Linked DNA regions of Homo sapiens: region 2 is linked to region 1. A link is an interaction called in ENCODE POLR2A ChIA-PET data of the cell type or tissue named here. Cell type or tissue: GM12878. All regions are shown on one strand. Each heading gives the region's core, and the rest is flanking DNA. Links, peaks and the distances in the headings are about the cores only.

Evidence for each region. ChIA-PET counts read pairs that join two places held together with the same protein. Peaks named below come from ENCODE experiments on the same cell type or tissue, not always from the same donor. Only the 100,000 strongest peaks of a DNase experiment are listed, where the experiment ranks them.
Region 2: POLR2A ChIA-PET joins it to region 1 with 8 read pairs; 9 of 35 experiments call an interaction of 5 or more read pairs at or near these places.

What each region holds. Positions count from the first base shown.
Region 1 is chr5:150,398,204-150,402,188 of GRCh38, reverse strand. It overlaps TCOF1 (treacle ribosome biogenesis factor 1), which reads right to left. Exons shown (of 27, transcript NM_001371623.1): 25 at 3,738-3,835; 26 at 3,119-3,167; 27 at 1,896-2,379. The coding sequence ends at 3,141. CD74 (CD74 molecule) reads left to right here. Exons shown (of 9, transcript NM_001025159.3): 9 at 1-550. Among named protein-coding and RNA genes, the nearest start is that of CD74, 13 kb to the left of the region's middle. RefSeq lists enhancers at 71-340, 1,901-1,980, 2,051-2,140, 2,701-2,770, 3,051-3,210 and 1 more. In GM12878, for the core only: no CTCF peak of the experiment used is centred there; no DNase peak of the experiment used is centred there.
Region 2 is chr5:150,475,066-150,480,471 of GRCh38, reverse strand. NDST1-AS1 (NDST1 antisense RNA 1) reads left to right here. Exons shown (of 3, transcript NR_105061.1): 3 at 4,713-4,956. Among named protein-coding and RNA genes, the nearest start is that of NDST1-AS1, 8.2 kb to the left of the region's middle. RefSeq lists a cis regulatory region at 3,567 and an enhancer at 3,483-3,652. In GM12878, for the core only: no CTCF peak of the experiment used is centred there; a DNase peak (open chromatin) is centred at 2,891; H3K4me3 peaks cover 307 bases; H3K27ac peaks cover 1,385 bases.

The sequences.
Region 1 (3,985 bases), core at 38-2,537:
TTCTTGCTCCCTTCAGCCCCCAGCCCCTCCCCCATCTCCCACCCTGTACCTCATCCCATGAGACCCTGGTGCCTGGCTCTTTCGTCACCCTTGGACAAGACAAACCAAGTCGGAACAGCAGATAACAATGCAGCAAGGCCCTGCTGCCCAATCTCCATCTGTCAACAGGGGCGTGAGGTCCCAGGAAGTGGCCAAAAGCTAGACAGATCCCCGTTCCTGACATCACAGCAGCCTCCAACACAAGGCTCCAAGACCTAGGCTCATGGACGAGATGGGAAGGCACAGGGAGAAGGGATAACCCTACACCCAGACCCCAGGCTGGACATGCTGACTGTCCTCTCCCCTCCAGCCTTTGGCCTTGGCTTTTCTAGCCTATTTACCTGCAGGCTGAGCCACTCTCTTCCCTTTCCCCAGCATCACTCCCCAAGGAAGAGCCAATGTTTTCCACCCATAATCCTTTCTGCCGACCCCTAGTTCCCTCTGCTCAGCCAAGCTTGTTATCAGCTTTCAGGGCCATGGTTCACATTAGAATAAAAGGTAGTAATTAGAACACTCTGGCTCCTGGCTCTTCTGTTGAGATCCAGTTCATTTATCCTAAAGAGGTAACTAAAGACGCTAAATCCAGTCACTGAGGTGGGAGAACGCAGCCCAAGTAACCCACAGAGATGCCTGCGGGGCCAGGCAGGCCTGGGGGGGGGCTTGTAGTCTTTGGACACAGACATACTTGATTACATGTTTAACACACACGAACACTCTACTTCCAAAAAGAAATAGGCTCTTGCCTAGTTTAAGCACAAGCTCTTCTTGGTACAGCTTTCATTTTCCTATGTCCCCAATTTCATTTCTATACTAAGAACAGTGTGAATGTGATGACAGATGGCAACCGACATAGGGCCTCCGTGTCAGGATGGACAGGAAGTAGGGGACTGTGGAGAACTGGGTGCCCATGCCTTACCTAAGGGGCTGACTGCTACTCAGCTCTATCTGGTTGCTGCCAGGAGGAAGCACAGCCCCCGTTGCCAGATGTTATCTTTTTAAGAGGAGCCAGAAATCAAGAACTGCAGTGAAATCACCCCATTTTTAAGTTTAAAGTCTTGCTGTGGGTCAACAAGGCCCAATGAGGACACTACTCTGTAGTTCTGTTCTAGAGCAACATGCTTGAGAGGAGAGAGGCCAGATGGTGGAGGGTCTGGCCCCGGGCCCCGAGTCAAGGGTGCAGCTGGATGCCAACCTGGGTCTCCGACACCTCCAGCCATGCATTCCTTTTCTGCACTGCCTCTGGCTGTTTCCAGCATGAGGCTAAAAGCTCTGGAGACCATCTCCAGGACCCCTGGTGTTCCACATGGCTCTGGGCCCAGGGAAGTGGGCTTCTGCATTTCCAGGCTGGAGCAGCAGACCACCTCCTTTGCTATCCCTCCCCTCCCTCAGTCCACACCCAAGACATCATCCTGTCTTTCATGTTCATCCACTTCTTGCCCTCACCACCACAGAACCATGGTGAGCTCGATTTGAGGGGCAACTCACTTCCGATTTTCCTAGACCTGCTGTGCCTGCCACAGCTGTTCACCAGGCACCTCCAGGGAGCCTGCCCCTAGCTCGAGGCCTAACTCGAGGATTCTCAGCCCCTTCCATTTCTTGTCTTTGGGTATTTACATGACTTACTCTGGCAACAGGAAATCAACCATGACCATCCTTTAGTTCCATCCTTTAGTTTAGATGCCACCTCATCCAGGAAGCCTTCCCCACCAATTCGGCACTCAGGCACTTCACTGCTCACTGCCTGTCCCACTAACCACGGTCACCCATAGCCTCAACATGCAGGCAAGAGGGAATCCCGAGTGTCGGCGAGACAGTCCCTTCCAAGAAACATGTGCCCCAGATGCACTGGGAGCTTGCACCCTTCCTCCAAGTCTTTTATTTTTTTTTTGAGTTATTAAAAAAAAAACAAAAAACACAACCAAAAGAACTGACGAGAGGAAGACAAAGCCTCGGGATCAGCCAGAGACCGAGCGGCACGGGATGAGGCACAGGTCAGGCCTAGCTGGATCTGTGGAGCAAGGTGGTGGGAAGTCCCGAGGCCTTTGGGCATGTGGGGTCTGTGGAAGGAGAGGAGGTCACTTAAAAAAATACATATACTGTACACATCTATATGAAGCGTCCTGTGTTGGGGGAGTGGGGTGAGGTCATGGGAGCTGGTCCACTTTCTCCTTGGACCAGCCTCCCCGCAGGCTCACTGGCTTGGCCAGCACAGGGACCCCTGAAGCTGGCTGTCTTCTTCTGTGGAGCGAGGGAAGGTAACAGTTTAGTTCCAACCCATGGTGGGCAGAGGTCGGTGGAGGTCAGAGGCATGGGGATGGCCACTGCTCGGCTAGGAAATCCCTAGGGGAAGGAAACACATGCAGATGTCAAATTTCCTGACCCTTTTCCCCTGCAAGGAAAATGAAATCTGGCATCTCCAATGCAGGGGGGAGGCATTAACCACAGTGGACATTTTTTAGCACTTGGAATGTTCTGAGAACTGGGCTGAGTCCTTTAGTGTTTAGTTTAGCTTCACATAAGCCTCACCACTGGCCCAGGAGGCGGGCTCTGCATCACCCCCATTTACAGGAGGCTGGGTGACCACAGGGCCAGCAGAGCCAGGTGGAGCAGCTAACTGTCACCACCACTTGGCAGGGCCTGTCCTCCATAGGGAAGCATAGATCCATGGTGATAGCTCATCTTGAGTAAACCATCTTCCTTCCCAAAAGGAAATGCCCCCAAGTTACAGGATCATGAGGAAAATGAACCGCTCACAAGTGAAGGAGGAACCAAGCTGTATCCGACCTCACCTACAAACAGGCTCCATCCCAGGGCACACCCCCTAAAGCATGCACAACCCCTGCACCCAGGTGCACTCGGTGTCACCACTGCCATTACTGTTCTGGATCCTTCTGATGCTGCAGTGCCAGCTCCTGATGTCACCCCAGTGGCCCCATGGACCCTTGGCAACAGAACCTCTTTCCCCAGCCTCCTTTCCCCTTAGAGCCCACCTATCAGGTCTGCCTGGCTCTCTGGGACCACAGGGGACACCAGAGCTGTCCTCCCACCCTGAATGCTCAGGAATGATTGGGAAGCGTACCTGTGCCTGGTGCTGGTGCTCGTCATACAGTCTGCTCTGCTGTCTTCTTCTGTGAGGAGGGAAGTACGAGAGGCTCTCAGACCTGCAGCTTTTCCCCACCCACTGCTGCCCCCACCTCCTGAGGACTAGTGAATTCCCCTAGAATAGATACTGGGTCTGCAGCGACCTCCAAGGGCAGAGGCAAACAGATGTTCAGCTCTCCTAAATACAGCTGAGGCCCTGCTGGCCAAGGTGAGAACTTCATCTGTGTCTGAGGTGCTAAGGCCCCGCGCCGTGAGGACAGCTGTTGTTCAGGGCTAGCCTGCCAGCTGGGGCACACGCAGCCCAGGCAACGTTTCCTTTCACCTGGAAACCTGCCACAGTCTACCTGGTTTCCCTGTGCTGGGGGGAGTCTCTCCTTCCTTCCCCAACACCCTTCTACCTCCGGCAGGCCACTTCTACGGCTTCCATGTGCTCAGGGAACATGCCCTGCCAGCCTCTTCCCTGGTGTGTCACAACCCCTGACGCCCCCGACTGGGCCCCGAAAATGGGAAGGGGGCAGGAACCAGGTCTGGGTGTGTAGGAGGGGGCTTGGGTTTGGGTCTGTTTTCTGGCCTGAGACACCCCAGGAACTCTCTACCTTTTTCTTCTTTTTCTTCTGGGACGGTGACTCAGAATCTTTGGTTGAGGCCTTTTTTGCTTTCTTCTTCTTTTCTTTTTTTTCTTTGTCTTTTTTTCCTAAGGGAAGTAAAGTAAAGTTCCTGAACAACAGATGGTAATCCTAAGTGCTGGGGTCAATGTTGGGAGGTGCACAGGGCAGGGCTCCCAGCTTTCCCCACACCACCAGAAGCCATCACAACAGGCCAGCAGGGCGGGGCGTGGAGGTTC
Region 2 (5,406 bases), core at 1,381-3,880, 77 kb before region 1:
ATCTCTAGATTACTTGTAATACCTAATACAATGTAAATTGTATGCAAAGAATTGCTATATTTTTTAGAGAATAATGACCCAAAAAAAGTCTGCACATGTTCAATACAGACAATTTTTTAAAATATGTTTTCGATCCATGGTCGGTCGAATCCACAGATTCAGAATCTGTGGGTATAGAGGGTTGACTGTTTAAATGTTAGATGAATGATTCATTGTGATCCTTTAGGTCTGAGATTTTTTTTTTTCTTTTTTTCTTTTTTCTTTTTTTCCTGCAGGCTGGAGTGCAGTGGTGTGATCACGGCTCCCTGCAGCCTTGACCTTCCAGGCTCAAGCAATCCTCCCACCTCAGCCTCCCAAGTAGCTCGGACTTCAGGCATATGCCACCAAGCCCAGCTAATTTTTAATTTTTTATAGAGACAGAGTTTCACCATGTTGCCCAGGCTGGTCTTGAACTCCTGAGCTCAAGCAATCTGCCTGTCTCTGCCTGCCTCGGCCTCCTAAAGTGCTGGGATTACCAGCCTTTTTTTTTTTTTTTTTTTTTTTTAAATGTGTCAGGCTCTCGCTGTGTCATCTGGGCTGAAGTACGGTGAGCAAGATCACAGCTTGCTGCAGCCTCAAACTCTTGCACTCAAGCAATCCTCCCATCTCAGCATCTCTAGTATCTGGGACCACAGGTACATGCCACCATCCCCAGCTATAAGTCTCCAATTAAACTTAATTTCCTCCTGGGCTTTTCCTCAGACCCTAATCCAAACCAGGCTTCCTGTATACACTTCACATCTCCCTCTTTATCACCCTCGTAGTTACCTGTCAGCTGCCACTCTCTCCCTCTAGATTGTGAGCTCCATGTGGGCAGGACTGTGTGTGTCTCAGACGCCCTGAGCCCCAGTGCCCCAAACAGCACCAGGCACATTGTAGGCAACCAGCACATACTTGCTGAATAAACAGATGAAATGAAAGTTCACAGGTTCATTATGAAACAGAGGACACTGTCTACCTAACAAAATGCCCATCAATGGTACTTCACTCTTCATTCAACAATTATTAGTGCCTCTTCTATAGTCTTCCTCACACCATCCTGGTGGCAGAAGGGAAATAGGGAGACACAGAGATGAATAAGATAGATGTGGTTCCTGTCCTCAAAGACTATACGGTCCACTGTGAGAAAGTGCCGTAATGCATAGGAAGATACAACGCAGTGTAACCACGTTGTTTTAGTCTGTAACAATTTTGTTTCCTAGGAGGCTGGGGCTGGTCTTTGGAACAATGAAAGTGAAAAGTAACTGAAAACAAACACTGTTGCCTACTTCAGCCAGCACCACCAGTTCCCAGCAAGCTACTTTTCTGTCTCTCTCCCTCCCTCCCTCCCTTCTTCCTTTCTTTCTTTTTTTAACAGGGTCTTGTTCTGTGGCCAAGGTTGGAGTGCAGTGGTGTGATCATGGCCCACTGCAGCCTGGACCTCCCAGGCTCAAGCAATCCTCCCACATCAGCCACCTGAGTAGCTGGAATTACAGGCACGTGCCACCTAATTTAAAAAGAAAAATTTTGCAGAGGCTGGGCACAGTGGCTGAGCTGAGGCAGGAGGATCACTTGAGCCCAGGAGTTCAAGACCAGCCTGGGTAACATAGGGAGATCCCGTCTCTACATACATACATACTCTAGGCATAGTGTTGTGCGCCTGTGGTCCCAGGTACTTGAGAGGCTGAGGTAGGAGGATCACTTGAGCCTGGAAGATCGAGGCTGCAGTGAGCCATGATGACATCACTGCACTCTAGCCTGGGTAACAGGGTGAGACCTTGTCTCTTAAAAAAAAAAGAATTGCCGGGTGCAGTGTCTAATGCCTATAATCCCAGAACTTTGGGAGGCCAAGGCGGGCGGATCACCTGAGGTCAGGAGTTCAAGACCAGCCTGGCCAACATGGTGAAACCTGGTCTCTACTAAAAATACAAAAATTAGCCAGGCATGGTGACGCACGTATGTAATCCCAGCTACTCGGGAGGCTGAGGCAAGAGAATCGCTTGAACCTGGGAGGCAGAGGTTGCGGTGAGCCGAGATTGCGCCACTGCACTCCAGCCTGGGTGACAGAGCAAGACTCCATCCGTTTCAAAAAAAAAAAAAAAAGTCCAGGCGCGGTGGCTCACGCCTGTAATCCCAGCTCTTTGGGAGGCCGAGGCGGGTGAATCACGAGGTCAGGAGTTCGAGACCAGCCTGGCCAACATGGTGAAACCCCATCTCTATTAAAAATACAAAAAAAAAAATTAGCCGGGCATGGTGGCGGGTGCCTGTAATCCCAGCTACTTGGGAGGCTGACGCAGGAGAATCGCTTGAACCTGGGAGGCGGAGGTTGCAGTGAGCTGAATTCACGCCACTGCACTCCAGCCTGGGCAACAAGAGCGAAACTCTGTCTCAAAAAAAAAAAAAAAAATTGTAGATACAGGGTCTCCCTATGTTGCCCAGGCTGGTCTTGAGCTCCCCAGCTCAAGTGATCCTCCCACCTTGGCCTCCCAAAGTGCTGAGATTATAGGCGTGAGCCACCACACCCGGCCAGTGCTGTCTTTAGAGCAGGAAGAGTAAGTCCTGTCCCAAGGGCATCCAGGCCACCACCTTTTTCTCTGCCTGGAAACCTATTTAGCCTTCAAGGTCCCACTTAAGTAGCGCTTGGTCCAGGAAACCTTCTTGCTCCTGCTAGAGGTCTGTATGGGCCCCAGTCACAGCTCTAGTGATTTTCTGGGAATATAGCAGGATTTGTCAAGGACAATCCAAATTTCATGTCATTTGCTTCTTTAAAAAAAAGAAAAGGTGATTCAATGAATGTGTAACTACATGTGATTTCATGTTTGGACTTCAGTGGAGGCAGAAAATAGCCTCTGTCAGACCACGTGACCTGATTTGTGGTTTGGAGAACATGGTCACCATAATTACAGCATTGACCACATGCTGTAACAGTTTCCTCTCTCTTTCCCTCCGCCCCCCACTGCGCCCTCCCTCCCCCAACACACACACACACACACACACACACACACACACACACACACACTGAACTTTTCAAGTGCTAGGACTGTTTTCCTCCTGGCAGACCTTGATATCTGTTAAACAAACAGCAGAGAAAATCTGTAAAATGGGAAGGCTATCCCTGCTTCAGCCATACAATGGATATAAAATGTAGAAACCGAAGACTGATATAGGGGATGTGGGTAATTCACAGCAATTAATTACTGACTCTGATGCATGCCACCTGCTTTCTTGTATCTGTTACTTCAGCAGCCCAGAGAGGTACAGCAACTTCCCCCAGGTCACACAGACAGGGGTGGCAGAAGACGTTTGGAATCCGGGTCCATCCAACTAAAAGATGCAATTATTGTCACCACTCACACTACCTCCCAGTACCTAGGGGCCATAAGCCCCCAAATTCACCAAGACCACCTGGGCTCTGTGCCTCCTTCCCTCACTTCCACGGGATTCCCTCGTGCCCTTTCCTTCTACACACCACTTTCATCAGTGCCACTGCTGTTTGAAGAGCACTTCCAGTGGGTTCCCAAAGAAGTCCTGTCTTGGGGTCCAGGTTTCCTGTTTCAGGCAGAGCCTAAAGATGCATGTTGTGCCTTCCCAGACCTTCATCCCTCACTCCTGTGTGCTGCTAGCACAATCCATTTCACATGTAGTACTTTCCTCCTGGTTTTGGTTTTGTTTTGTTTTGTTTTTTGTGACGGAGTTTCGCTCGTGTTGCCCAGGCTGGAGTGTAGTGGCGCGATCTCAGCTCACTGCAACCTCTGTCTCCCAGGTTCAAGCAATTATCCTGCCTCAGCCTCCTGAGTAGCTGGGATTATAGGCACCCACCACCACGCCCAACTAATTTTGTTTGTTTGTTTGTTTTTTGTTGTTTGTTTGGTAGAGATGGGGGTTTCACCATGTTGGCCAGGCTGGTCTCAAACTCCTGACCTCAGGTGATCTGCCACCCTTGACCTCCCAAAGTGCTGGGATTACAGGCGTGAGCCACAGCACCTGGCCAGAAAGTACTTTCTAAAAACCAGGAAGAAGCCAGGCAAGGTGGCTCACGCCTGTAATCCCAGCACTTTGGGAGGCCGAGGCAGGTGGATCATGAGGTCAGGAGTTCAAGATCAGCCTGACCAATATGGGGAAACCCCGTCTCTACTAAAAATACAAAAATTAACTGGGCATGGTGGCATGCGCCTGTAGTCCCAGCTACTTGGGAGGCTGAGGCAGGAGAATTGCTTGAACCCGGAAGGCGGAGGTTGCAGTGAGCCAAGATTGCGCCACTGCACTCCAGCCTGGGCGACAGAGTGAGACCCCATCTCAAAAAAAAAAAAAAAAGAAAGAAAGAAAGAGAGAGAGAGGAAGGAAGGAAGGAGGAAGGAAGGAAGGAAGGGAGGGAGGGAGGGAGGGAGGGAGGGAAGGAGACCATCCTGGCTAACCTCATGAAACCCTGTCTCTACTAAAAATACAAAAAATTAGCTGGGCGTGGTGGCGGGTGCCTGTAGTCCCAGCTGCTGGGGAGGCTGAGACAGGAGAATGGCGTGAGCCCAGGAGGCAGAGCTTGCAGTGAGCTGAGATCACGTCACTGCACTCCAGCCTGGGCAACAGAGCGAGACTCCGTCCCCCCACCGCCCCCCCGCCAAAAAAAAAAAAACAGAAAGAAAGAAAGAACAAATGAACTTTCTCATTCTGTACACCAATTCCTTGGTGCCCCACAGCAGCCCTGAGAGGTAGACACAGCGGAGATTTTTTTCACCCGCATTGTACAGAAGAGAAAATGAAGCTTTGCCCAACCTGCAGGAGATCCCCTCACCTTGCAAAAGAGCCAAGCTGTGGGATCTTCAGTCCCTGGACCATTTAGCTTGACTAAGAGAACAGGAATGGAGGCCAAAAGATCTACAAAATGCTCACACAGAGAAGATGACAGCTTCTACAAATAAATGTCAATCAGTTCATTTCCCCTTTTACTGTGTTCATTGTAATGCACCAATTACAACCTGACAAAAGTAAAACACTGCCAAGCACAAGTGGTCTTTAGATGACCCTTATCATCTAGAGGCTCAAAGTCCCTTGAGGATAAGGCCTGGTCCAGGGCCCAGGGCTGAGTCCAGGCCTGGCGAGCAGAGTGCTAGGCTCAGGTGCCGTCAGGGCGGTAGGTGTGAAGGGCCGTCCAGGGATTGTTCCTTCCCATCCTCTCAGCTGCTGGTCAGAGGGGCTCTGCCCTGGACTTGCCCTCACCACAGGCCATTTCTCATCCACTCCTCCACCATCTGACCTCCTCATTCTGCGATTCTGATTCTCTTCATTTTAGAACTAACACTTTTGACATCATTCAAACCAAAACATTAGATTAACCCCCAGAAGAGGGGAGAGGTTCAAACGGACACTGAAAGGTTAAGTGGCTGACTCAGG